Regions from separate parts of the Homo sapiens genome. Here regions 1, 2, 3, 5 and 6 are each linked to region 4. The links are chromatin contacts, found by Hi-C or POLR2A ChIA-PET in ENCODE. All regions are on one chromosome and are shown on one strand. The core of a region is the stretch at or near the end of the contact, and the rest is flanking DNA. Distances in the headings are between cores, read along the strand shown.

Region 1 (4,234 bases), core at 502-3,001, 1.4 Mb before region 4:
AGCAGAAACTTTGTCAGTCTGGTTCTTTGGTGACTCTCTGGAGCAATGGCTGGCACAGAGTGGAAGCTTAATAAGTGATACTCGAATAAATTAATGAATGAGGAGCTTCATGTATCTGTTGTAGGATTACCATATGATTTAAGTCTTCAAGACTGGCACACCTAAGAGCTCACATGGTGGAAACCTCCTCACCCCTCCTCAACCTGGATCCTCTCTGTCAAAGGAGTTCTGGATGGAGAGGCGTATGCTAAGGATCTTTGGGCAAGGGGCAAGGACCCTTGGGATTTAATTTATCTACCAAGTGCTTCTGAAAAAAAGCTGTACAAAAAATGCACTGCATAAAAGCAACTTGATAATCCTGATGAAAGCAACCAGACCCTTATCAGGGAATGAGCTATGACCCTGGCATGAGGGTCAGACATCATCGATGGTCACCAATGTAGTAAGACTTGAGAGGCACTGGAAAGTCTCACCGGCTCCCGTGGTAAGACCAGAAACTTCACCATCAGAGAGTCATTACTTTGGGTAAAGTACTTCTCTCTCCTTTAAATGTAATTAGCGGACATAGTGAGTTGCCAATATCTTGGAGTGAATTCGCTGACCTAACTCTTTTCTTTAAGGATAAGGGACCTTAATGATGCTGGATTCTGGGGAAGAACCAGGCCTCAGAGAGAGAAGGGGCAAAATCTGCTGAGCTAGAGGGTGGAAGGAAAGTACATTTTGTTTAACTGGATAAATATTCAGGCCCCTGCAAGCTGCTTCAGTGTGGAAAAGACAATTTGGGGTGGGGGAACGGTAGTCTGGCCCCACATAAACCCTTTAAAATTGCAGACTCCCCCATCCCCCGCCACTGAGAGTCTTCCACATGAATTTGATGTAATGGGAGTAGCACACTCACACATTTTGGAAGATAAGAGCTGAATGTGTTTAAATAACTATCAGGCTGGCGGGAAAGATATCCAGGCTTGCCTGGAGCCACCTTTTCACCACAGAAGGGAAAAACCTAACCCTGACAAGCACGTGGCTGATTATTAGCCGTGTGATGAAGTGTTACTTCCTGTGCAGGACATTCGCATTTCTTGAGAAACTCTTTCTCAATCATAGTGAGTGATATTTTTAGAAAATGAAGGCCTTTGTTTTCTTCCTCTATGTGTATGCTCCCCGCTTCCCTTCACTTCCCCCAAGTCCCATACCCTACCCCAGAGAAGAGATTTAATGAGGGAGTGCATGTCCCCACATGGGGTGGGGGGAGGAGAGTGGGCAGACAATCAGAAAAATGCAATTTACCTGCCCTAGTAGAACTTGAATCACCATACAGACATCTCTTTCATAGTTTTTGCAGCCAAATGTTGCTTTCCTTTCTTGTTTTCCTTCCAGATAATGCAGCTAATATCTTTTCCTTGTGGGGTTGTATTTACTATTCTGAGATCACATTAACATTACTCATTTAACAATCTGCAATGTTTTGAAACCGACATGTCTCACCATATCCCAGAATGGGGTTTTTTTCTCCGCCTGATGCTTTGATTGATAAGGACCGCCCATGACCATGACCTTTAAGATGCATAGTCCAGAGGGCATGGGGTTTGGGCGAAAGGCGGCAAAGGCCTCCCTATCAGCAGGATCACTGTGAGCTCCTGCTCAACAAATGACAGTGCACACTTCACTGCAGATTGGATGCTTTCTGAACTGGTGGAGGCTCAGGAAGCTGCTCTGAGCTGCCCAGACTGAGCAACTGAAACTAAAAGTGAAGCCGTCAAACGCAGCTTCCTGAGCTTTCAGTTCTGGTTGATTTGATGGAGAGTGGGGTGCTATGTTCTCTAACTGTTTTATGGCAGGATCTGTGCACAGGGGTGAGAGTAAAGACTATTAAGAGATCATCCCCACCCTGAAGGAGTTTTCAGTCTAGCAGAGAGACAGACATGTAAATAAGTGTGGTAGATGCCTTCCGAAGATATATACACTGTGGCAGATCGGAGAAAGTGGGCAGTTCTCTAAGGAGGGGAGAGGAGTTGGGGGGATGGGGAAAGTTATAGAAGACTAAAGAGAGAATGCTTGGACTAGGCCTTCATGAAGAAGTAGGCGCTGTCTAGGTGGGAATGAAACGCAAGTGTATTTTTTTTTTTTTGCCTTTGCAAATACATTGAAAAGCATGATGCTCTGGGGGAACTTCTAGAACTCTGATGGCCAGAGTATAAGTTGGAGAGAAGGAAGGGGGAAGAGCAGAGATGAAATATAGGAGGCAGATCACAGAGCCCCCTGCAGGCCCTACAATGGGGTTTTTATTCTACCACATAGGCAATGGGAAGCTACTGGCTAGACTTTAAGTAAGGCAGAGGCTTATTAGACTTTCATTTTAAAAAGGTCGCTTGAGTATCTGTGGGGAGAATAAGCCTGGTTGAGACAGAAGGCAAGAAAAGTAGTTGGGAGGCTGTTAAAATAATTCAAGAAAGATGTGAAGTTTGCAAATAAGGGAGTGGAAGAGTGGAAGGATTAGAGAAGGAGAGAATTACCAAGATTTGGTGATTGGGTAGTAGAGGGAGAGGGTTGAGAGTTAAAGGAAAACGAGACATGTAAGATGCCACCCAGGATTCTGGTTTGAGTGACTATAGAAGACATGGAACGAAAGGGGTGTAAGACAACTAATTCTGTGTTGTGCATGTTGAATTTGAGATGCTTGTGGGACACCGAAGTGGAGAGGCCCAATGTGCAGTTGCTTATGTGGGTTTGACGCACAAAAGATAGGTCAGGGATGAGGAGAAAAACATGAGAGCCATTGGTGAGCAGGTGGCTGTTGAAAGCATGGCAGGGGAGGCCCTGTCCTGTGGGAAGGGCAGAAGGTCAAGGACAGTCCCTCAATTCGTCAACTCAAAGTTGTGGGCAAAGATGGAAGAGCCAGAAAGGGCAACTGCCAAGGAGAAGAGGAGAAATTTGTGTCAAGGAAGGCAGGAGAGAGGGTTTCAAGAGGATAAGACTGGTCCACAGTGTCACACGCTTCAGGGAGGCCAGTGAGACGAAGACTAAAAGCATGCACTGGATAGAGCACTTGGTGATCTTGATGCAGTGAAGCCACAGTGTGGCCCTGGGTGTGGAGGTGAAATTAGCATAGGTGGAAATGGGAGGTGAGTGAGTGGAGGCAATGCACGCGGAAGGCTTGCCCAGGAGAAGGAGGAAAGAGCTTCACCAAAATATTTAGAACTACTGATTTTGTCTGAAAGTTATTTCACAACCAAACAAGGCAGGGTAGTGTCATAGGACAAGAAAGGTGGATTTTGACTACTGAGAACTTCTCACTGTGTTGCAGGCCCTGGGCTGAGGGCTTTGGCATTACAGTCTTGAGTATTCTTTTATTGTATTCTGTCCTTTCATTTTCCTCCAAGATTTTGCAGCCACTCTCCCCTCCCTGCTCAGATTCTACCTCTGCTGTAGCTGGGCTTACACCGTAAGGGCATTTGAGGTCTAGATGAAATCTTAGAAATATAAGACTCTCTCAAAGTTTTTCAATAAGCAGGGCTAATACTAATAATCAATGCTAAACAGCAATCAACAATGTCATGATACCCTAATAAACCTTTAAAGAAGAACTTAGACAAGAAAGCTGTCAAAATGGAAATGGGGGTAGAGTCTTGGCCATGTCAGGGGAAACAAGCACAGAGACCCAGGGTGGTGAGCATGTGTCCTGGGAGGTGGTGGTGCCAGGTGTCCACCACGCTATGTGAGGCAGCCACGTTATTGTTTTGAACAGCGTATCCTCAACCTAGCCTCTTCTAATTGTATAATCACAAAGCTGTAATCACTGATTCCAAAGAGCTGGAAGCCTCAGACGATTGAAAAGTCAAAATGCAGATGTGACAGTAATACAGGAGACACACCTTCCTGTGTGCAGAGGTGGTGAAATGAGAGAATTAATGGTTGGAACAGTTGTCAGGGTTTCCAACTTCTCTAACTTGGAAGGAGTCATTAGGTGAATAAATAGCATACTCCCACTCACACCAGCAGAAGCCAGAATGACCTAGTGGGTAGATAGGGAGTAGCTGTAGTAATAGAACTTGTGTTTCCTCATTGAGTTTTTAATAGAGTTCAGGATCTATCTTTGCCCCTTGTCAGGGGCCACGTTCAGTCCCTCCCATCTCTCCTTCCAGCATCCTTCTTCCTTCGTAGAAAATGGCTTCTATATTTTAAGCCCAGAGTAAGTACCAGGCACAGCACTAAGCATACTGAATATATTCACTTA
Region 2 (4,020 bases), core at 221-2,720, 1.2 Mb before region 4:
AAGTGTGCAGACTGAGGACAGCTGAGCTGAAATCGAGTCCCGCTCACATTGAGCTCTCAATTTAGCCTGGTCTAATGCCAGTTCTGCCTCTGATCTTGTTTATATGAGCCAGTAAATTCCTTTTGTATTGCTGAAATCAGATGGATTTGGCTTTTTCTATCCAACTTGCAATCAGAAGAATCTTAACTAATACCAAAGTATACAGGTAACCAATGATAGAAATAAATTCATAAAAATGAGAAGAGAGGGGTGGGGGAGTGGCGTACACAAAATAATTTCTCATCTTACACGGCATGGACAACATAATGTTCAATTCAGTAAATCAAGAAATATAAATATAGGCATGTTTTATGGAGATGATCATGGGAAAGGACTGAAATAAGAAATAAAGTTGGTTTTACTGGGACAGAGAATATGACCAAGGGATGAGGTGTTCATTTTTTTTTTTATCTTATGGAGATCTGTGGTGTCCCATGGGTGGCCACTAGCAGCAGTTGGTCATTTAAATTTAAATTAATTAAAATTTAAAATGCAGCCTCTTGTTCACAGTAGCAGCATTTGTAGTGCTCAACAGCTAGCTACATGTGGCTAGTGGCTACTGTACTAGATTGAACAGATATTGAATCTGTCCATCACCATCACCGCAGCAAGTTTAGTTGGACAACGCTGTAGTGGAGTGTCAGGAGTCACTGTGTAAAGTCAATGAATCAAACAACAGAAGTTTAAATACATCATTCAAAATTGCCCCATCACGATTTCATGGTACAGGCCCTGGAGGAAAAACAGCTTAGTTTCCTTTCAAATCCCAGCTCTGATACTTACAAGTTACTGAACCTTGGGTAAGTCACATTGATCTTTCTGTACTTCAATTCACTTATCAGTAAAATGGCAGAATACATGCAGACCTTTCTCACAAGGTTGCTGTGAGAATTAAATAACCAAATATATGTAAGTTCTTATATTTTGTGCCCAGCATGTGGTAAACATTCAATATTTACTTTTTATTTTCTATCCTTCTCTAAGTTAATTTTATTTTACCATATGCACATAGTTTAAATAAACTATGTATATATGAGATTTATAAATCAGTATTTAAATATAAATATAATATTTAATTTTTATCTCTCATATACAGTATATGTACATATACATATATCTCAGCTCCAGTTCATGGGATTATAGATGCTTTCATTTTCTTCTTTGTACATTTCTATAGTTTCCAAATTTCTGTATTGAACATGTATTATCTTTATCACCAGAAAAAAAAGTTTTTACTTTTAAAGATACCAACATATTTTGAGATGAACAGTGTTCTACATCTGGATCATTTGCTTTTGCTGATTTAGTCCACAGGGGCCCATTACATAATCTGTTGTTAGCCAACTGGGGCTTCATGACCTCTTTCCTGGGCTATTACAAAATCCTCCTGGCTGGTCCCCTTCCCTGTCCAGCTCTCTCCCAGCCTCCCTGTGCTGTCTCCACAGTGCTGCCAGAGTGATCCTTCCACAGCACAACATTTATAACACTCCCCTGCTTAAAACCTGTCAGCGTTTTTCTGTCCTTTACAAGTTAACTGCCCAGTCCAAGGCATGCCCCACCAAAGCCTTCTTATTCTAACCTTGCCTGCCTTTCCAGTCTTTTAACCCCCCACCAAATGTATCCAAGTCTCCACCCACAAACCACAAGGAGGAACATTCTTCTACCCCTTCTCCATTTCCAGTTGGAAGTCCCATTTATCCCACAAGATGTGCCTAACTTTGCACTAATCTCCAAAAGCAGAGCTCAGAGCTCCCACTCCAATCAGCACCACTGTCTCAGAGCCTGTTCTACTGAACAGCAATTATTTGTTTACATTCCAGACTCACCCTCAAGTATGCGCTCCTTGAGGGTGTGGCATCTTTGCCTTCCTGTGTCCAGCCCAGAAATTGACACCAAATAGTGCTTAATAAATGGTTGTTGCACGGATTCAGGAAGAAATTGTTTTAATTAAGATAGTAAATGTTCACTGCAGAAAATTAGAAAGTCTAGATAAATCAGAAGCAAAGAAAAAAAAACATGAAGCACATGTAATACCACCTCTCAGTAACATCAACACCTTGGTATATGTCCACAAGCTAGATTAGAGGTTCTCAAGCTTTCTTGGTTCATGGCACTCTCAGTGTTTCCGTAAATTTGTCTAGCATTTTAGACCAAAATAAATTATGTTTATTATGTAGTTTAGTCCAAACACCTTAATGGTAGTATGTAGTTCCCAGTGTCCAAAGGTGTCACTGTGTTTCCCTAGAAATTTTAGAATATATTGGGATGGGTGTTGCTGTGAATTCACCATAGTGCCCCAGGATTCCTTGGCACACAGTTTGGGAATTACTGGTCTAGACCTTCTAAAAGGATCTTTTAAAATACAATACATTGTCATATTGTACAGACTTTTGTTAACCAATGATTTGTATTTAATAAGAAGTAATACATGACTTTCCTGCTTGGTAACTGCTTATCTACCAATAGCTAATATTTGATAAGTACCTGGTAAGTTCCCTATGAGGAAGGTGTAATGCTACATCATTATCTTCATGAAGAAGCTGAGACACTGAGTTGTACATGAACAGCAAGGTATACGTTTAAAAAGGAAAAAATGAAAAAAGAAACTGAGGCACTGGCAATTTAAGAAACTTTACCAATATCTAACAGGTAGTAAGTTCACAATCAGGCTGCAAACCCAAGAAATCAAGTTTTAGAATCCGTACTCTTTTAACCTTCACAGCATCATTTAAATGGGGTGTGAGGCTACAATGGTGTTCTATGGTAAAGATGTATTACAACTTACTTAAATCATATCCCAAATATTAGACATTTAAATTGTTTCCAAGTTTTCACTATTTTCAACAATCTTGAAATGAACATCTTTATGGCTACATACTTTCATATTTATTTCCTTGGAGAAAAAAATCTATAGAAGTAGAATTTCTTTGTCAAAGAGTACAGTTTCTCAAAGAACTAAAAATAGAACTACCATTTGATCCAGCAATCCCACTGCTGGGTATCTACCCAAAGGAAAAGAAATCAACATATTAAAAAAAGTACCTACACCCACATATTTATTGAAGCACTATTCACAATAGCAAAGATACGGAATTAATCTAAGTGTCCATCCATCAACAGATGATTGGATAAGGAAAATGTGGTACATATATACAATGGAATACTATGCAGCAATTAAAAAGAATGACATCACTCTTTTGCAGCTTGAATGGAACTGGAGGCCATTATTTTAAGTGAAACAACTCAGAAACAGAAAGACAAATACAGCCTGTTCTGTCTTATAAGTGGGAACTAAATAATGTGTCCACGTGGACATTGAGTGGGGAATGATAGGCACTGGCGACTCATAAGGGTGAGAGAGTGAAAGGGATGTGGATGGTAAGAAATTACTTAATGGGCACAATGTGCGTTATTTGGTGATGGATACCCTAAAAGCCCTGACTTTACCACTACAAAATCTATGGATGTAATAAAATTAAATTTGTACCTCATCAATTTATTTAAAAAATTTTTTAAAGATGTACAAACTCCAAGTTTTTTAGTACTTGTATTCCAGCTATTCTACCAAATAGGCTGGATAAATTTCTATTTCATTATTTGTTTTTTCTAATTCAGTGTTTCACAAACACTGAATATTTTTATTATTTAAAAAAATGTTACCAATAAATCTCCCTAAGCCAGGAAGATACACTTACATTTTACAAACCTTTCCACAGCAAAGAATATATTTATGGAACAATGAAGGTGGCAGTAGGAAGGATTCAAGGGACCTTGGGCCTGCCCAGTCCTTCTGTGACCATAGGAGAATAATTTAATATCTTCATTTCTACTTGTCTACTAACATGACCAGTGCTTTTCAAACTTTTCACAGAAATAGCCCAAAGATACAAGAGAATAAAAACTTATTCCTAGAGTTAGGACCCTGGGGTGTATTGATCTAAAGAGATCCATTGCAGGCATGCAGTTTTTCCTCCTCTCAGA
Region 3 (4,289 bases), core at 1,594-4,093, 1.4 Mb after region 4:
CAATGCATGTCTCATAACATAACCTGTCATTAACCAACACATGACTGTATTCAAAAAATCTCAATGTAATGAAATACAATTGTCTAATGTTGAATTATCCACTTACTGCTGAGATAAACTCTGCCAGCTTGTAATTTTTTTTAATTTTAATACATTGCTGTGCTCATGCTGCTAATATTTTATTCAAGAGTTCTGTATATGTGCTGTGTAAAAGTGGCCTTTGGGTTTTTTGCTAGGACAGTTTGGAAGCAGGGCTACTTTTGGATAGCTTTTTTTTTTTTTTTTTTTTCCCCCTTAACAGGTGTAGTTTATATAACACGGCAGCTATCTTTATCTTAAAAGTTTGGTGGACCTTGCCTAGTTAAGGGAAAAAAAAGTCACACCTGGGCCTGGTATCCTTTCTGGGTAAGGGAGCCTTTTCAAAAATGTTAGAAACTTTTACGGTGACAGAATGGTGACGGCAAATAATCTATTTAGTGAGGCAGCTGGGCATGTAATGCATCAGTGATTTTTAAAAAAATGATATGTGAGGCTGGGTGCGGTGGCTCACACCTGTGATCCCAGCACTGTGGGAGGCCAAGGCGGGTGGATCGCCTGAGGTCAGGAGTTCGAGACTAGCCTGGCCAACATGGAGAAACCCCGTCTCTACTAAAAATACAAAAACTAGCCGGGCATGGTAGTGCATGCCTTTAATACCAGCTACTAGGGAAGCTGAGGCAGGAGAATCACTTGAACCTGGGAGGCAGAGGTTGCAGTGAGCCTGGATGATAGAACGAGACTCGATCTGAAAAAAAAAAAAAAAAAAGACATCTGTGCATGCACTCGTGTATGTGTGTAGGCTTGTTGGCCATGTGCTTGGCATTGCGAATTTATTAAGATTTTTTTAACAACCGTTATTTTTTTTGGGATTGCAGAATTTAGTATTTTGATAGGAGTATATAGTCTCAGGTTAATGTCCAAATAGCAATTTCCTTTGCATAATATCATGAAACACATTCAGAATGTCATGTGGCAGGCTTGGGCTGGGCAGAGCTTTTGTCTTCGTTAGTTTACCTAGTTAACTTGCTTTGTAGGTCTTAAACATCAAATTGCATACAGAGGTCTCTGTCTTAATGTGATGCATGTGTTCCTGAAAACCTTTGCATTCTCCAGAATCACACACTAAAAATATTAGGGTTGATGGAAGAATAGCATCGGCGCAGACCACTAACTCAAACTTTGCCATGTTGTAACTAGAGAATTAAACAGTTTTTGGTTCCTTAGGAGGTACAACTTGGACTTGTGATGTAGTTTTCAACAGATCAGCAACTTTAAGATGAACTGCTAGTGCTTGAGGTGCCAACTGTATGCAGGACTCAGCATTCACAGATAGAAACATAAAAAAGGTCTTTGTCCTTGAAGCTCACCTGGACAAGAACCTTTGAACTTCTGTGTCCTTCAAACCTTCTTTTTCCTCTGGTGTTCAGAAAGACTTCACCTCTCCCAAATCTTTCCTGGTTCAGTCACTGAGTACCCTGTAACAGCCACCCTAGATGAGCAGATCTCTACCAGACTTTAAATATATTTTAGTGATGATAAATAACTATTTTTTGGACAAAATTTGGAAAACAGGTTCATTATATAGATAATAGGTCATCAGTGCCATCCCTCACAACCACCTCTATTCTGGTTTATGTGCTTCTAGTCATTTCTAACATATCTGAGGGTTGGTGTGAACCTTTAAAGCAAAATTTGGGTCATGTTGTGGTTCCCACCATGTTTTTTCCCAACTGAACACGTATCATGACAATTTTCACTTGTTCTTAATCATGGCAACATATTATTTCATTGTCAGGATACACCGTCATTTATTAGTGCCTATATTGGTTTCCTGTTGCTGCTGTAACAAATTATTACAAATGTAGTGGCCTGAAGTAACATAGATTTATCATCTCATAGTTGTATAGGTTAGAAGTCCAATATGGGTCTCACTGGGCTAAAATCAGAGTGTGACAGGGCTGCAGTTTTTCTGGAAGTCCCAGAGGAGAGTCCATTTTCTTGCCTCTCCAACTTCTAGAGGCTACCTGCATCTCATGGCCCCTTCCTCATCCTCAAACCCAGCAATGGCAAGTCAAGTCATCATTAGGCATCACTCTGATCTCTTCTCTGCCTCCATTTTCCATTTTAAAGGACCTCTGTGATTATACGGGTCCCATTCAGAGAACCCAAGATAATTTCCTTATTTTAAAGTCAGTTGATGGGCAACCTTAATTCTATCTGTTCCCTTAATTCCCCTTTGCATGTAAGTAACATTTTCATAGGTTCTGGGGATTCAAATGTAGACAGCTTGAGGCAAAGTTTGCAGGAGGGAGCATTCTGCCTTCACTGGCAGAATAGGAGTATTGTTAGTGAATTGGTTGTTTGCATTGGTATGGATGGCATTTCTGTGAATATCTTTGTATATTGATCTCTGTATATCTTTGGTTAATCCATGAACCACCTTTCTGTAAACGGAGGATTTCAATGTGATAATTTTAATATGTTTGATAAAAATGATAAAATTACAGAAACTCTAGTCTTGGTTGGATAGGAGAACAAAAGGCAAGTTTAGTGCCAAAGAAAACATTTTAGAACTGGGAGAAGATCAATTTGTGCCTTTGTTACATTCCTGTTAGAGTGTAAGGTCCTGTCTCATTATAGTTTTATTATATTCCCTGTGCCTTCTGGCATATGGAATCTATGTAGGGGTGTGTGCGTGTGTGTGTGTGTGTGTGTGTGTGTTTGCTAGGTAAATGTGTAAGGAAATGAATGTCTACGCTTCGGACATGCTTCACCATTCTTTCACTTCGTTTTCTTTCAGTATTAGATGTCATAGATCTTCACTGACCATGGTTGATTTTGCAGCATTTGGGATTTTGACAGCTGTATTGTGTCTAAATGTGCTACTGCCTCAACATCATAGGAATGGGGAACATTCATTCTCATATAGAAGATTTAAGATGTACTTGGATTGTTTTAACTATTCTGTTTTGATAATTTTAAAAGCTACATATGTGTTCTCTGTCCTTCTTTTTTTTTAAAAATTAGCAGTCTATTACAAAATCATCACAAATTTAGGTAAATACCATTGTCAGAAACCAAGATTGAAAAACCTGCATTTACTTTGAAATATTCAGAATAAAGTGGCATATTAAAATACTAAATATTAAAATATAGCTCCACAGTCTCTTATCCCATGAGGCCAGATATGTTTTAGAATTTAGGTTTTTTTGGTGGTGGGAGTTGGGTCTGTTTGTTTCCCAAGGCTGTTGTAACAATGTTTCACAGACTGAGTGGCATAAAACAATAGAAATTAATTTTCTCACAGTTCTGGAGGGGCCAGAAGTCCAAAATCAAGGTGTTGGTAAGGGTTGTTCTCCCTTGGAAACCTCTGGCCGGGGAAGATCCTTCTGTGATTCTTCTAGTTTCTAGTATCTCCAGGCGTTCCTTGGCTTGCAGCTGCAGCACTTCAGTTCCTGCCTCTGAAGTCATGTGGTCATCTTCTCCTTGTATGTTTCTGTCTGTATTTTCCCTTCTTATAAGGACAGCAGTCGTATTGGATTGGGGCCCACTCCAGTGATCTCATCTTAGCTTGATTACATCTGCAAAGAACCTATTTCCAAATAAGGTCACATTCACAAGTATGTGGGGTTAGGAATTGAACATATCTTTTTCAAGGACACAGTCCATCCCATAAAAGGGAGTGGAGCTATGGAAAGGTACTGAGCACCTACCACGTATACTGTAGCACCGCCAGAGGATTGAAACAGCAGACACATCAAACCACCTCAGCAAAACATGTGAACAGGCATGCTAAGTTTGATGATAAAGCTGCAAAGAGCCTCATGTCAATTCAGATCAGGCTTGCCACCAAGTGAACGCAGTTGTTTGGTTGCTTGCCAAATGTAGCTTTCGGTTTTCAGTCTTCTGGGTTTTGGAATTGTGTTTAAAGGATCGAGGACCTGTGCTAGATTTTCACCTTAATTCCTAATGACAGCTTAGCAATATTTCTTAGAAGTTCTAGCAGGGAAGAGTTACTGCTTATGCACTTTCTAATGTTGTTACCTTCCCCCACCCCCCCATCTGGAAAGTTATCCTCTTTGACTGGATGCAGCCCCAGGTATCAAGGTGGTGAGATGTAGTTTGACCATGAAATCCTTGTGTCCAACTAGAATAGAAACTTGATGCTGAAAGTTAACCCCTTGCTAGAGGTTAAACCTTCCGTCCCTCTTTACTCACTGAAAACTAGAAAATGTTCATACATCAATAAC
Region 4 (4,189 bases), core at 634-3,133:
ATGTAGCATGGGAAGGAAATGATCTGTAATATTACAGAGTGATCTCAAGGGTCAATCCTCAATGGATATGCCACGAATGTGGTGGTTGGCAGTCTCTGAGATGGCCCAAGGACTCTCATGTCTTAGTATTCATGCCCTTATATAATCTCCTCCCCACGAGTAGGGGGAGATTTCACGGGTAACTTCTAATGAAGAGAATACAGTAGAGGCGATGAGATACCACTTGCTAAGATAAGGTTATAAAAAGACTGTGGCTTTCATCTTGAGCCTTCTCTCTCACTCCCTGTGGATCACTTCATCCTGGGGAAAGCCAGCTGCCATGTGTGTGAAGCAGCCCTGTGGAGAAGCCCACGTGGTAGGGAGAGGAAGCCTGCCAATAGCCACGCAAATGAGCTTGGATGCAGATCTTCTGGGGACTGCCAACAGCCATATGAGTGATCTTGCAAGTTGATCCCGCCCCAGCTGAGCCTTGATGACTGTAGCCTTGGCCAAAATATTGACTTCAGCCTCATGAGAGATCCAGGTAACCTGCTTCTGGATTCCTGAACCACAGAAAGTCTGAGATAGCAAATGTTTATTATTTATTGTTTTCAGCCACTAAGTCTCATGCAGCAATAAATAACGAATATGAATGGTAACCAAATGACTGGCTGGAGAACTAGAACCTTTTCAAGCCTGCCTCCTTCAATTCATTCAACAAATACTTATTGAGATATTACATGCCAGGCATTAGATGTGGTTCCTGCCCTCAAACTGCTGATCTTCTGATGGGGCATGATGTGGTGGGAAAAATTTTTTTTAAAAATTAAAAATCAAAATTCCTTTTAAACTTCTGGAAAATGATTAGAAAGAGCAGAGATATGGAGCCAGCCAGAAGGGCTCCAATTGCAGTCTCCAGATATGGGTTTTTGGGCTAACAACTCCTTTGAGCTTCAGTTTCTTCATCTGCACAGATGAAAACTACTTCTGAAAAGTTTGTAGAATTAAATAAAATAATGTATTAAAAATACCTGGCATGATACCTGGCATATATTAGTGGCTCAACAAATGCCGATTCTATGAGTATTACTCTTCATCTTTTTAATGTAGGGAATAATCATTAGATTGTGCAGCGTTGTTGAGTGTGCATAAAGAGATAAGCACAGGGCATGATCCATTTTAGATGCAACCAGAGTATTTATTTCTGTTAGTTTCTGTGGACCCTATAAATTATGTTATGACCATAGGAGATGAAAATAATTTTATGAAGAACTTTTGAGGTTCTAATTTTTGTTTAAAATGGACACTTTACTTCTTAAACTGAGGATCTGGTTATTGTTTGTAAAAGATCTTACTATAAGCCAGTAGAAAGAATGGAAAACATGAGTAGGATGGGACATCTGGAATCAAACTTTAGATCACCATATGCAACAAAGTAGAGTGAAAATGGGATTGGAGATCAGAAATTCTGAATTCTTCCTTTGCCTCTGAGTGTCCACTGATGTCCATCACCAAAGGGAGGTGTCAAATAGTTCAGTTCCTTAGGATTATACAACTTGATGAAGGGTTATCATCACAATTATTATTTATAAAACCCATTTCTACTACAACATAACACCATGAAGGATTAGCATTTCTCATAAATTTTCAAGAATTTGACCAACTTGCATCAGTTGCATTAATCTAATATTTATTAAAATTTCTAAAGTAATATCTGAAATTGGAAAGACACATACACAAGCCCAATATCTCCCAAAAAGTGAAAAATCAGTGCTAGACTACATTGGATTTTATTTCTTGAGGAACTAAACATGACCACTAGATGGCACTGGAGTCTGATTTCATCTTTCTATTTCCAGAACAGTCCGTGGGAAAACAACGGTAAGGCTATCATAAATTTTCTGAGTCAGTTACTTGCTTATCTGATGTGGTACAAGATAAAAAACATTTTTGTATTATTTTTGAAGTTCCTAGTAATCCCGTCAATAAATAAACATAATGCCTACTCTTAATCGGAAGCCAACCGATCTCACAAGTGAGTTTCATCATCCTTTGAAGAGCTTCCTGTAAGTAAATTTAAGTTTCTACAAATGAAATAAATTATAATTTACAACCAAAAAGAAAGAAAGAAAGAAAGAGACATGATGTGCCTTTGCCAAAGCGCTGACTCCTGCTGTTAATTTCCTCTAGCAATTCAAATTTCAGTTATGAAACATCTAGGACGGTACCCAGAAATTCATTCAACAAATATTTATTGAGACTTCTAGGATTACAAGGCCCACATAGACACTGAGAGGCAGTGGACACCTGCATGGAGTTTATTTTCTAGGGGAAGAATCAGACAATAAGCAAATGAATAGATACAATAGTTTTATATGCTATGAAGAAAATCAGTGGGTAATGTGATAAAGATAAATAGGGGCAAGCTGAGGCACCTTTGATAAGGTATGCAGAAATCTTCTCTGAAAAGGTGTTAAGGTGGAACTAAAATGACAAGGTAGAGTCATTCATAGAAGGAAGTTTAGCCTGGTCAAGGAACCAAGAGGCAATGAATAGGAATTTGGAGAGGCAGGCAGGCCAGAACATGGAGTGACTTAGAGTTTGTATTCATCTTATTGTACAAGCCACTGAAAGGTTTTAAGCAAGCAAGTTGCACAATCTGATTACATTTTTAAAACATCATTCTGGCTGCTAGTGGGGAATGGATTGTGTGACACAGGGTAACACTAGCAAGTGCTTAATAAATGAATGAATGAATGAATAAATGATGGTGCCTACTATGTGCCTAGTACCAACAAGGTGCTTTTGATTCGCTGAAATTCACTTTACACATTATCACACTGATAGAGTTAGACACTCTTTAGGCAGGTTCTCAAATTTGAGGGTCCATCAGAATCACCTGCAGCACCTGTTAAAACACAGATGACTGGACCACATCTGTTATCATGTTCCCCTCCACCATCACTTCCTCCCGCCACAGCTTCTGATTCAGGAGATCTGGGGTGGGGCCAAGAATCTGCATTACTAACAAGTTTCCAGATGATGCTGATGTTACCAATGTGAGGACCACACTTGGAGAACCACTGCTGTAAGAGGCTGGGCATAAAATGCCAGCAGCTGTTAAAACAAGCAAAAATAGAGAGAACTTATTTTAGTTCTGTTACAGTTCAGCCTTCTGGGTGTTAGAGACCACATTCATTCCTTTCTTGTATTACTAAAGTGGGAAATATCGTTCATTTCCTGACCAAGGATGATGTCCCTTTCTCCCTTACTAACAGAGTTCGAGTGTTGTTCAAGATTATTATTGTGTCCAAGTTCACAGTTGAATCAGGATTCACTTGAACCAAATGTACCAATTGGTACCAAAGCTACCAATTGACTTGGTAGCTTTGCCAGATTAGATACTCACTATCTCAGCCTTTCTTGCATGGTCATGGGACAGAGGTCTGACCAAGAAAAAGTAATGGAAGCCTGTTGAAGATTCTGAGAAAGACTTTCCTTTTTAATAAAAAGGAGAGCAGTGAGAAAAAAGTATTTATTTGTAGGAGACAAATCAGTGAATATTCTCATGCATAAATTGCCACAATTTAAAAAATGTGAATACCTGTCAGTCATGGTGTGCTGGTAAATGTTAACAACAGGCTCTCGGCAATGACAGGGATAAATTGCTGATTTTCATAGTGTAAATGCTGCCACGATGGCTGATTTCAGGCTATGAATGTGAAATCACTGAACACGGAGTTGCAAATAGATGCTAACAATTGGCTCTCAAGAGCCAGTATGAGCCAGTTTCAGCAAACCATTGCTGGAGATTATAAACCTAAAGATATGGTGCATCTTTCTCTGAAATACAAGGTAAGTAAGGCTAATTGTTCATGTTCTTGGCACATATTCTCTCCTGAAATCCAGTTGCATAAACAGCTGAGAAGGTTCAAGCACAATGTTTAACACAAGAGAAGACAACCAGATTTTTGGTTGAAGGAAAGTTCCTTGCCATGACTATTTACATTTTGTTAAAATGTAAACCTAAAAGTAATTTCCTGCACAATTTTATGCATCATTATAGGAAGCGTTTTTGAAAATGGGGTCTGCCTAAGACTTCTCAACAAACAATACTTCTTATGCAGTTACCTACATTTCTCCTTAGTGTTAAAAGAAAATAAAAGCAAACTATTTATTTGGGGGTAACTCTGAGGAATTAACAGGTTCA
Region 5 (4,062 bases), core at 408-2,907, 1.6 Mb before region 4:
AGAACATGCTCTGTGAAGACTGGTTGTAAGAGAGAAACAAACCTGAAAAATTGTGATGGTCAGTCCCCATCTTTCCAGAGCTAGGCTACTAATGAGGGACCCTTGGTTGGGAGACACCAAGGTTTCTTAAGATTCCTCTTAGAGTTCCACCACCTTTGAGGGTTCCTGCTTACTGAATTTGGAAATGGGTGCCTCCCGACCCACACAGCACCAAAGAATGCTTTGACAGGTGACTTTTGTCTTTTTTCAAATTACAAATGATTAAAAGAAGCCCCACATAGGTTAGATAAGATGACTAGGTCATTTCGAGACCAAGGGTCTAAACAAAGGCCTAGGCATAAAAAAGAATTGAATAGGCTAGGCAAGGTGGTTCACGCCTGTAATCCCAGCACTATGGGAGGCTGAGGTGGGCAGATCATGTGGTCAAGAGATTGAGCTCATCCTGGGCAACATGGTGAAACCCAATCTCTACTAAAACTACAAAAATTAACTGGGTGTGGTGGTGTGCCCCTGTAGTCCCAGCTACTCAGGAGGCTGAGGCAGGAGAATTGCTTGAACCCGGGAGGTGGAGCTTGCAGTGAGCCGAGATTGTGCTACTGCACTCCAGCCTGGCGACAGAGCGAGACTCCATCAAAAAAAAAAAAAAAAAAAAAAAGAATTGAATAATTTTTCAAGACATACATTGGGATGTTGCATAAACAAGGCTGAAAAAAGTAACTTTTTTTTAAAGTAAAGAATAATGACTAGCTTGTTTTTCTCAGAAATGTATTAAGCATTGAATTATGTTATAAAGACATGACTTTCTATTTCCACATATTCTGTTTCAAGAAGCATTTTAACAGCAGCAGTTATGTCCTGGTTTATTGAGAATATCTGCCCCTGGAAATCTAAAAAATCAATATGTGTGCATTATTTTACCTACAGTCATAGCGTCATTGGACGTTAGGCAGGAAGGCAGCAGAGACACTTCCTGATGATCAACCCACTTGTTTTTACTAATACAAATCCTGAGGATCAGAGAGTGGAGAGGTTTGTCTGAAGTGATTCAGCTGCAGCCTGTGCTGGATCATCTTTATTGGCCTGGCTCCCTTTGCCAGCCAGCTCTGTAAACTACATGGATCAGGTTCTCTAGCCTTCTGGGTGGGAGGCAAAGGCAAGAGATTGGAGGATGAGTAGAGGGCAAGGCTGGGGTATTTACTCCATCAACAGCTTCCCTTCTGGGATGTGATTCAGTAGCGGTTGCATTTTTCGACCCAAAGCCGCAGCTCCATCCTGTGGTTCCTTTCACCCCAGGAGTGACCAGGCTTCCGTTGTTGCTAACTCCAGCCTGCTGAACCTGGCTCATGCCTTGCTACATAGTCCCTTTTTACTTACTAGTTTCCATTGAATATGTCATCTGTTTCTTATCTGGGCCCTAACCATACACATTCGAATCCAAGTCTTCTGACTACTGTCCAATGCTGTTTCTATTCCGTTCCCAAATTCAAAGGCTGCTTTAGAAATACAAAGGACTCTGAAAAGTTCTGAAGATCAAATGTACAGCAGGGTGACTATAGTTAATAACGCTGTATTATAGACTTGAAATTTGCTAAGTGAACCGATCTTAAGTGTTCTCCACAAACACACACAAGGATGACTATGTGAAGTGACGGATGTGTTAATTAGCTTGATTGTGGTGACTGTTTCACAACGTACATCAAAACGTCACATGCACAGCTTAAATTTATACAGTTTTTTGGTCAATTATACCTCAATAAAGCTGTAAAATATAAAGATCTATATTTGACAAAAAAGAAGGAAATATACATGACTCTAAGTGCTCTGATTATGTGGAAATATTTTAAAATACTTTGATGAAGTACTAGAAACAGAATCTAAAACTATGGGTAATGAGGCCACAGAGAGGGGAAAGACTGACTCTAGGGAGGTTCTGCAGGAAATCTTGCAAAGGTGAAATTTGACTGAGGCAAAATGTGGAACTGTCTAGAGGGGCAGGAGGGCACTGTGGTTCCTGTGTGGTCAGAGGAACTGAGGTTGCTGCTTTCAATCCTGCAAGAGCTGAAGTCAACCCACCCTGGGTGTGATTTTATGAGATATGTGTTTTTTATCCAGCACAGCCCCTAGGTATAAGCCAAATACTTTGTGCTCAACTAAAGAAGCAGTGCATTTTCCCAACACTGGATAGGAAAGCTGGTTGCATTTGTCTCAGAGAGGGGGCCCCTGCTGGTCTCCAGCATGGTGTCTAGTTGAGATATTGCCAAGAATCAACCTGACCAGGCAGAGTTTTCACCTTAAATCCTGACTTCACTGGAATATCATCTCTACATACTGGTGTTTCATCTTAATTCATTCCCACTTGCTTCCTTTTCCTCATGAAAATGGAATATCAGGCCGGGTGCGGTGTCTCACGCCTGTAATCCCAGCATTTTGGGAGGCCAAGGCAGGTGGATCACCTGAGGTCAGGAGTTTGAGACCAACCTGGCCAACACGGCAAAACCCCATCTCTACTAAAAATACAAAAATTTGCCGGGCACAGTGGTGGACACCTGTAATCCCAGCTACTCAGGAGGCTGAGGCAGGAGAAGCACTTGAACCCAGGAGATGGAGGTTGCAGTGAGCCAAGATCGTGTCACTGCACTGCAGCGCCTGGGTGACAGAGCTAGACTCTGTCTCAAAAAAAAAAAAAAAAAAAAAAAAGGAATAGCAGTAAAGTCATGAGGTAGAATGTAAAGCGAAGTTTCTTGAATAGAGCTGTGCCTCAGAACTGAAAATAACTTTGTTCTAGTCTCATCTCTGTCACTGACTTCATGGGACCTCATGCAAGTGTCTGGGACTCAGGTTCCTCTGAGTAAAATGAAAACTCAGATTAGAATGGCATTTGAGGTCATTTCTGCCTTTCAATTGCTATGATCCCCTAAATAATCAGACTAAATGACAACCTCTTCTCTCTTGAGCTCTCTGCCTATTTGGAGAAACAATTCATGTACTCAGGGTCCCTTCCTCCTGGGTCTTGGAATATGTTTCATAGAGAAAGTGATGAGGTTCTGGTACCCCTAACATTCCTGGACTCAGCAACTGGTGTCTAGACCCGAAGACCTCATGTTCCTGGAGCCCATCCTCTGGCCACTGTCTTCCTGAAGACATGTCATATAGGAAACACAAGGCAGGAGACAGATCTCACAACTTGATTGTTCTGTTGGTAGGACCAAAAGAATCATTTGGAGTTTGACTGCATTATCCAAATCACTTTTCCATTCTACTTGACTCCATCTGTCAACATATGCAAAAAAAAAAAAAAGTCAGTCCAACAATTTTCCTTTTTGATCTGTCCAAGGTCAAATAATCATTCTGGCTGACTTCTTTCCTTGTTGACCAGTTGTTTCAATCCTCCATGGACTCACTCTACAGAAAGCTCAATTTCAATGGTTTCTTTCTGCATAAGCCACTTAAATCAAGTGGCTTTGATTTCTTTTCTGCCTGGCAAACTCTGCCTCCTAACTTTAAAACACAGTTCAAACAGCACCTCCTATGGGAAGCACTTGTCGATGCGCCTTCCTTGGGTAGAATTCATGTTCTTGTCCTCTGTGCTTCCCAGGCACTCTGCACCCATCTCTTTCCTGGCATCTGTTGCCCTGTCATAGAGTTATTTGTATCTGCTAGAGGGGGAGCTTCTGTAGGTCAGAGACCTGGTGTTTGTGTATCTCTGCCTGGAATAGCAACCTCTTAGTGAGGACTTCTTAAGAAAGGAGGAAGGGAAGGGGCAGAGGGAGAGAAGGAAGAAGGGAGGAATTTTCTGTTTGCCAAATGCTTGCAACGTTCTCTCCTTATGCATATTCTGAGGGTGAATGACATACTTCATCGACAATGTAAGGGTGTCTTTGACAGTGAAGTAATAATAAACTACCAGCTGTGGCCTAGTACCACTGAATGGTTTGTTTCTCTTGCTCTGCCATACCTGACTCCCCTATGGCTTGAGTTTGGGGGGAAAAATGCAACAATGACCTTTACATCATCAGATACCCCTAAGGGATGGGTTTTGTTGTTGTTGTTGTTTTTAGTTGG
Region 6 (4,343 bases), core at 266-2,765, 1.2 Mb before region 4:
TATAGATGAAAACAGTCTTGGAGTCAATTCTTTTACATGTGACATTATCTTGAGTAAATTACCTATTGAGACTCTGTGTGTCAGTACTCTTACCTTCACGATAGGGACACAGGTCAGAGATAGCAATTAGTAATTAGTTAGAAATACATTGCAGTAGTCTAGGAAAGAAGTAATAGTGGCTCAGATCAGAGTAGTCATCATAGTAACACAGAGAGCCTCTTTGGCTTTTTTCATCTCACATTCATAGTCTATCCACCTTGATTTTCAAGATAAACAAGAGGATGTGGTCAAACAAAAAAGAGTCACTGTTTCAGTTCTTTTTTTTTTTTTTTCTGCCTCAAACAGAACCTTGATCTTTGTTAAAGTTCAGTATGAGGAACTGGTTTTGAATATTCGAGAGAAGAGAAAGTTTAGGAGTGAGGCTAGAGTAGGGCTGGAAACAGCATAGTTGTCTTCAAATAGCTAAAGGACTGTTTAATAGAAGAAACACTAAATGTATTATAAGCAAGCAGACACAAATAGAACTAAAGGAAAGACATTACAAGGAATCAGTTTAGCTTAATGGCAGGAAGAACTTGGTAATGGTTAAAGCTGTCTGTCTTAGTCTGTTTTCTGTTGCTTATAACAAAATACCTGAAACCGGGTAATTTATAAAGAAAAGGCATTTATTTGAACAGCAGGAAAATGGTGGATAGAAGGCAGGACTAACTTCCAGCTCCCACTCAGATGGACAGAGCAGCTTGTGGAGATGCACATTGTAAACTTTTACTCCAAGAACTACTGCAGGAACATACCCGGAAAGCCTAGAGAATCCACAGACCCTTTGAAGGAAGCAGATTGCTCCTGCAGGCCCCAGAAGATGGTTGAAAAAATGTGAGTGCCCAAAGTGTGAAAGGGGGATTGTCTGCCCTTGAACACACACCTTCACGGGGGAAACTGAAGGTCCAGATAATGGGAGAAGGATTTGATCTTACCTAGAGTTGAGACAAATTTAGAGAGCTAAGCAAAATACAAGGGTAGAAGTAGTGGGAAGAGCCCTGTGGGCTCTCTCGGTCCCCAGGGAAGCCATTTCTGACTTAGTCTCACAGAGATCCTTGGGAAGGGCTGCCAGAGGAACTGGGAAAAGACCACAGGGAGAAAGAAACTTCCAGCTGAACTTTGTAACAATTTCAACTGAACACAAATTTCCTCGATAGAAACTGGGGGAGGAGGTGAATCGGGAGTGGATACACAGCACAGAAGCCGCAGCAGGCAGGGAGGCACAAGACCTGAAAGCCCTGCTTGCTTTCTCAGCTAAAAGGCTAGTAGCCTGTGGCAAGTTCTCAGCCCTGCTCACTGGCTGCCTGGAAATAAACTCAGTGCTGTTGGTGGGGGCATGGTGGGAGTGAGACCAGCCTCTTGGGCTGCATGGGAGCTAGGTGAAGCCTGTAACTGCCAGCTTTCCCCGACTTCCCTGGTGACCTGCATGACACATCAGAGGCAGCTACAATCCCCCTGGGAACATAACTTCACTGGCCTGAGAACCACATCCCCATACCCCACAGCAGCTGCAGCAAGCCCCACCCAAGGAGAGCCTGAGCTCAGACAGGCCTAACCCTGCCCCGACCTGATGGTCTTTCTCTACCCACCCTTGTAGCCAAAGACAAAGGACATAATCTCTTCGGAGCTCTAGGGCTCCACCCACTGCCTTGATCCTCCCTATACTATGGCAACTGATGCTCCCCTGAAAGTGCCACCTCCTGGCTGGAGGCCAACAAATACAAAACTAGTGCAATAGACAAAACTACAACTAAGGACCCTCACAGAATCCATTTCACTCCCCTGCCAACTCCACCAAAACAGGTGCTGGTATCCAAGACTGAGACACCTGAAGATGGTAGACATGAAAATGGTTCACATCACAGGACTTTGGTCAGACACTCCCCAGTACCAGCCCAGAACCCAGTAGCTCCACTGAGTGGCTACATCCAGAAGAGAAATAACTGCAGTTTGGCTCTCAGGAAGCCACATCCTTAGGGGAAGGGGAGAGCACTACATCAAGGGAGCACCCCTTGGGACAAAGAATCTGAACAGCAGCTCTTGAGTCCCAGATCTTCCCTCTGACATAGTCTGTCCAAATGAGAAGGAATCAGAAAAACAGTTTTGGTAAAATGACAAAACATGTTTCTTTAACACCTCCAAAAGATCACACTAGCTCACCAGCAATGGATCCAAACCAAGAAGAAGTCTCTGAATTGCCAGAAAAAAAATTCAGAAGGTCGATTATTAAGCAAATTAAGGAGACACCAGAGAAAGATGAAGTCCAACTTAATGAAACCAAAACAATGATACAGGAAATGAAGGTGATATGGTTTGGCTGTGTCCCCACCCAAATCTCATCTTGAATTGTAGCTCCCATAATCCCTATGTGTCATGGGAGGGACACAGTGGGAGGTAATTGAATCATGGGAGCAGAGTTTTTCCCATGCTGTTCTCATGATAGTGAATAAGTCTCATGAGATCTGATGGTCTTATTAAGGGCAATTCCCCTGCACATGCTTTCTTGCAGCCATGTAAGATGTGCCTTTGCTCTTCCTTTGCCTTCTGCCATGATTGTGAGGCCTCCCCAGCCATGTGGAACTGTGAGTCCATAAAACCTCTTTTTCTTTATAAATTACCAAGTCTTGGGTATTTCTTCGTAGCAGTATGAAAATGGACTAATACAGAAGGGAAAAATCTTCGGTGAAATAGCATAAATAGAAAACAATCACAATTTTTGGAAATGAAGGACATACTTAGAGAAATGCAAAATACACTGGGAAGTCTCAGCAACAGAATCGAACAAGCAGAAGAAAGAACTTCAGAGCTCAAAAACAGGTTTTCAAATTAACCCAATCCAACAAAGACAAAGAAAATAGAATTTTTTAAAAAATGAACAAAGCCTCCAAGAAGTTTGGGACTATGTAACTAAACCTAAAAATAATTTGTGTTCCTTAGAAAGAAGAAATCTAACAAGTTTGGAAAACATATTTGAGGGAAAAATCAAGGCAAACTTTCCTAGCCTTGCCAGAGACCTAGACATCCAAATACAAGAAGCTCAAAAAAACACCTGGGAAATTTATCACAAAAAGATCATTGCCTAGGCACATAGTCATCAGGTTATCTGAAGTCAAGATGAAGGAAATAAATCTTAAGAGCTGTGAGGCAAAAACACCAGGTAACCTATAAAGGAAAACATATGAGATTAACAGCAGATTTCTCAGCAGAAACCCTACAAGCTAGAAGGGATTGGGGCCCTATCTCTAGCCTCCTTAAACAAAACAATTATCAGCTAAGAATTTTGTAACCAGTGAAACTAAGCTTCATAAATGAAGAAAAGATACAGGTTTTTTTTTAGACAAACAAATACTAAGAGAATTCACCACTATAAAGCCTGCACTACAAGAACTGCTAAAAGGAGCTCTAAATCTTGAAACAAATCCTCAAACTACACCAAAATATAACCTCCTTAAAGCATAAATCTCACAGCACCTATAAAGCAAAAACATAATAAATAAATTTTAGAAAACAAGGTATTGAGGCAACAAATAGCACAATGGATAGAATAGTATCTCACATCTCAATATTAACATTGAATGTAAATGGCCTAAATGCTCTACTTAAAAGATACAGAATGGCAGAATGGATAAGAATACACCAACTAAGTATCTGCTGTCTTCAAGAGACTCAAATAACACACAAGGACTCACATAAACTTAAGGTAAAGGGGTAGAACAAGATATTCCATGCAAATGGGCACCAAAAACAAGCAGGGGTAGCTATTCTTTTGTCAGACAAAACAAACTGTAAAGCAACAGCAGTTAAAAAAGACAAAAAGGAGCTGGACACAGTGGCTCATGCCTGTAATCCTAGCACGTTGGGAGGCTGAGGCAGGAGGATCACCTGAGGTCAGGAGTTCAAGACCAGCCTGGCCAACATGGTGAAACCCTGTCTCTGCAAAAATACAAAAATTAGCTGGTATGGTGGCATGCACCTGTAATACCAGCCACTCCGGAGGCTGAGGCAGAAGAAGCACTTGAACCCAGGAGGCAGAGTTTGCAGTGAGCCGAGATCATGCCATTGCACTCCAGCCTGGGTGACAGAGCAAGACTCTATCTCAAAACAAACAAACAAACAAACAAACAAAAAACAGACAAAAAGGGACATTATATAATGATAAAACGATTTGCCCAACAGGAAAATTTCACAGTCCTAAATATATATGTACCTAACACTGGAGCTCCCAGATTTATAAAATAATTACTACTAGACCTAAGAAATGACATAGACACAACACAATAACAGTGGGGGACTTCGATACTCCA

Evidence for each region. Hi-C counts contacts between places; a loop is a spot of excess contacts on that map. ChIA-PET counts read pairs that join two places held with the same protein, here RNA polymerase II (POLR2A). Pooled maps may share reads with other maps.
Region 1: a loop to region 4 is called in a map with no recorded cell type, with 16 times the contacts of the local background. The contact joins two enhancer-like sites. A Hi-C loop is called at or near these places in 2 of 37 single-sample maps with no recorded cell type and 6 of 50 pooled maps.
Region 2: a loop to region 4 is called in a map with no recorded cell type, with 21 times the contacts of the local background. The contact joins two enhancer-like sites. A Hi-C loop is called at or near these places in 8 of 37 single-sample maps with no recorded cell type and 4 of 50 pooled maps.
Region 3: a loop to region 4 is called in a pooled map, with 14 times the contacts of the local background. The contact joins two enhancer-like sites. A Hi-C loop is called at or near these places in 2 of 37 single-sample maps with no recorded cell type and 6 of 50 pooled maps. POLR2A ChIA-PET finds 5 or more read pairs at or near these places in 1 of 52 experiments (activated B cell).
Region 5: a map with no recorded cell type shows a loop between it and region 4 (6-fold over the local background). The contact joins two enhancer-like sites. A Hi-C loop is called at or near these places in 2 of 37 single-sample maps with no recorded cell type and 6 of 50 pooled maps.
Region 6: a map with no recorded cell type shows a loop between it and region 4 (11-fold over the local background). The contact joins two enhancer-like sites. A Hi-C loop is called at or near these places in 3 of 37 single-sample maps with no recorded cell type and 9 of 50 pooled maps.

What each region holds. Positions count from the first base shown.
Region 1 is chr10:62,635,033-62,639,266 of GRCh38, reverse strand. All of the region lies in intron 1 of LOC105378327 (a long non-coding RNA gene), which reads left to right. Among named protein-coding and RNA genes, the nearest start is that of ADO, 170 kb to the left of the region's middle. RefSeq lists enhancers at 1,126-1,355, 1,366-1,605, 1,896-1,985. Within about 2 kb of position 1,751, at least 20 of the 41 ENCODE cell types and tissues checked have a DNase peak (open chromatin) inside an H3K27ac peak, as active enhancers do.
Region 2 is chr10:62,452,666-62,456,685 of GRCh38, reverse strand. It overlaps a transcript of ZNF365 not described here. Among named protein-coding and RNA genes, the nearest start is that of ZNF365, 80 kb to the right of the region's middle. Within about 2 kb of position 1,470, at least 9 of the 41 ENCODE cell types and tissues checked have a DNase peak (open chromatin) inside an H3K27ac peak, as active enhancers do.
Region 3 is chr10:59,872,590-59,876,878 of GRCh38, reverse strand. The region is part of intron 1 of CCDC6 (coiled-coil domain containing 6); the gene reads left to right. Among named protein-coding and RNA genes, the nearest start is that of CCDC6, 32 kb to the left of the region's middle. RefSeq lists enhancers at 644-693, 3,594-3,888. Within about 2 kb of position 2,843, at least 10 of the 41 ENCODE cell types and tissues checked have a DNase peak (open chromatin) inside an H3K27ac peak, as active enhancers do.
Region 4 is chr10:61,282,090-61,286,278 of GRCh38, reverse strand. No RefSeq gene overlaps it. Among named protein-coding and RNA genes, the nearest start is that of TMEM26-AS1, 170 kb to the left of the region's middle. Within about 2 kb of position 1,883, at least 3 of the 41 ENCODE cell types and tissues checked have a DNase peak (open chromatin) inside an H3K27ac peak, as active enhancers do.
Region 5 is chr10:62,851,111-62,855,172 of GRCh38, reverse strand. No RefSeq gene overlaps it. Among named protein-coding and RNA genes, the nearest start is that of EGR2, 37 kb to the right of the region's middle. Within about 2 kb of position 1,657, at least 4 of the 41 ENCODE cell types and tissues checked have a DNase peak (open chromatin) inside an H3K27ac peak, as active enhancers do.
Region 6 is chr10:62,524,628-62,528,970 of GRCh38, reverse strand. No RefSeq gene overlaps it. Among named protein-coding and RNA genes, the nearest start is that of ZNF365, 150 kb to the right of the region's middle. RefSeq lists an enhancer at 1,421-1,640. Within about 2 kb of position 1,515, at least 5 of the 41 ENCODE cell types and tissues checked have a DNase peak (open chromatin) inside an H3K27ac peak, as active enhancers do.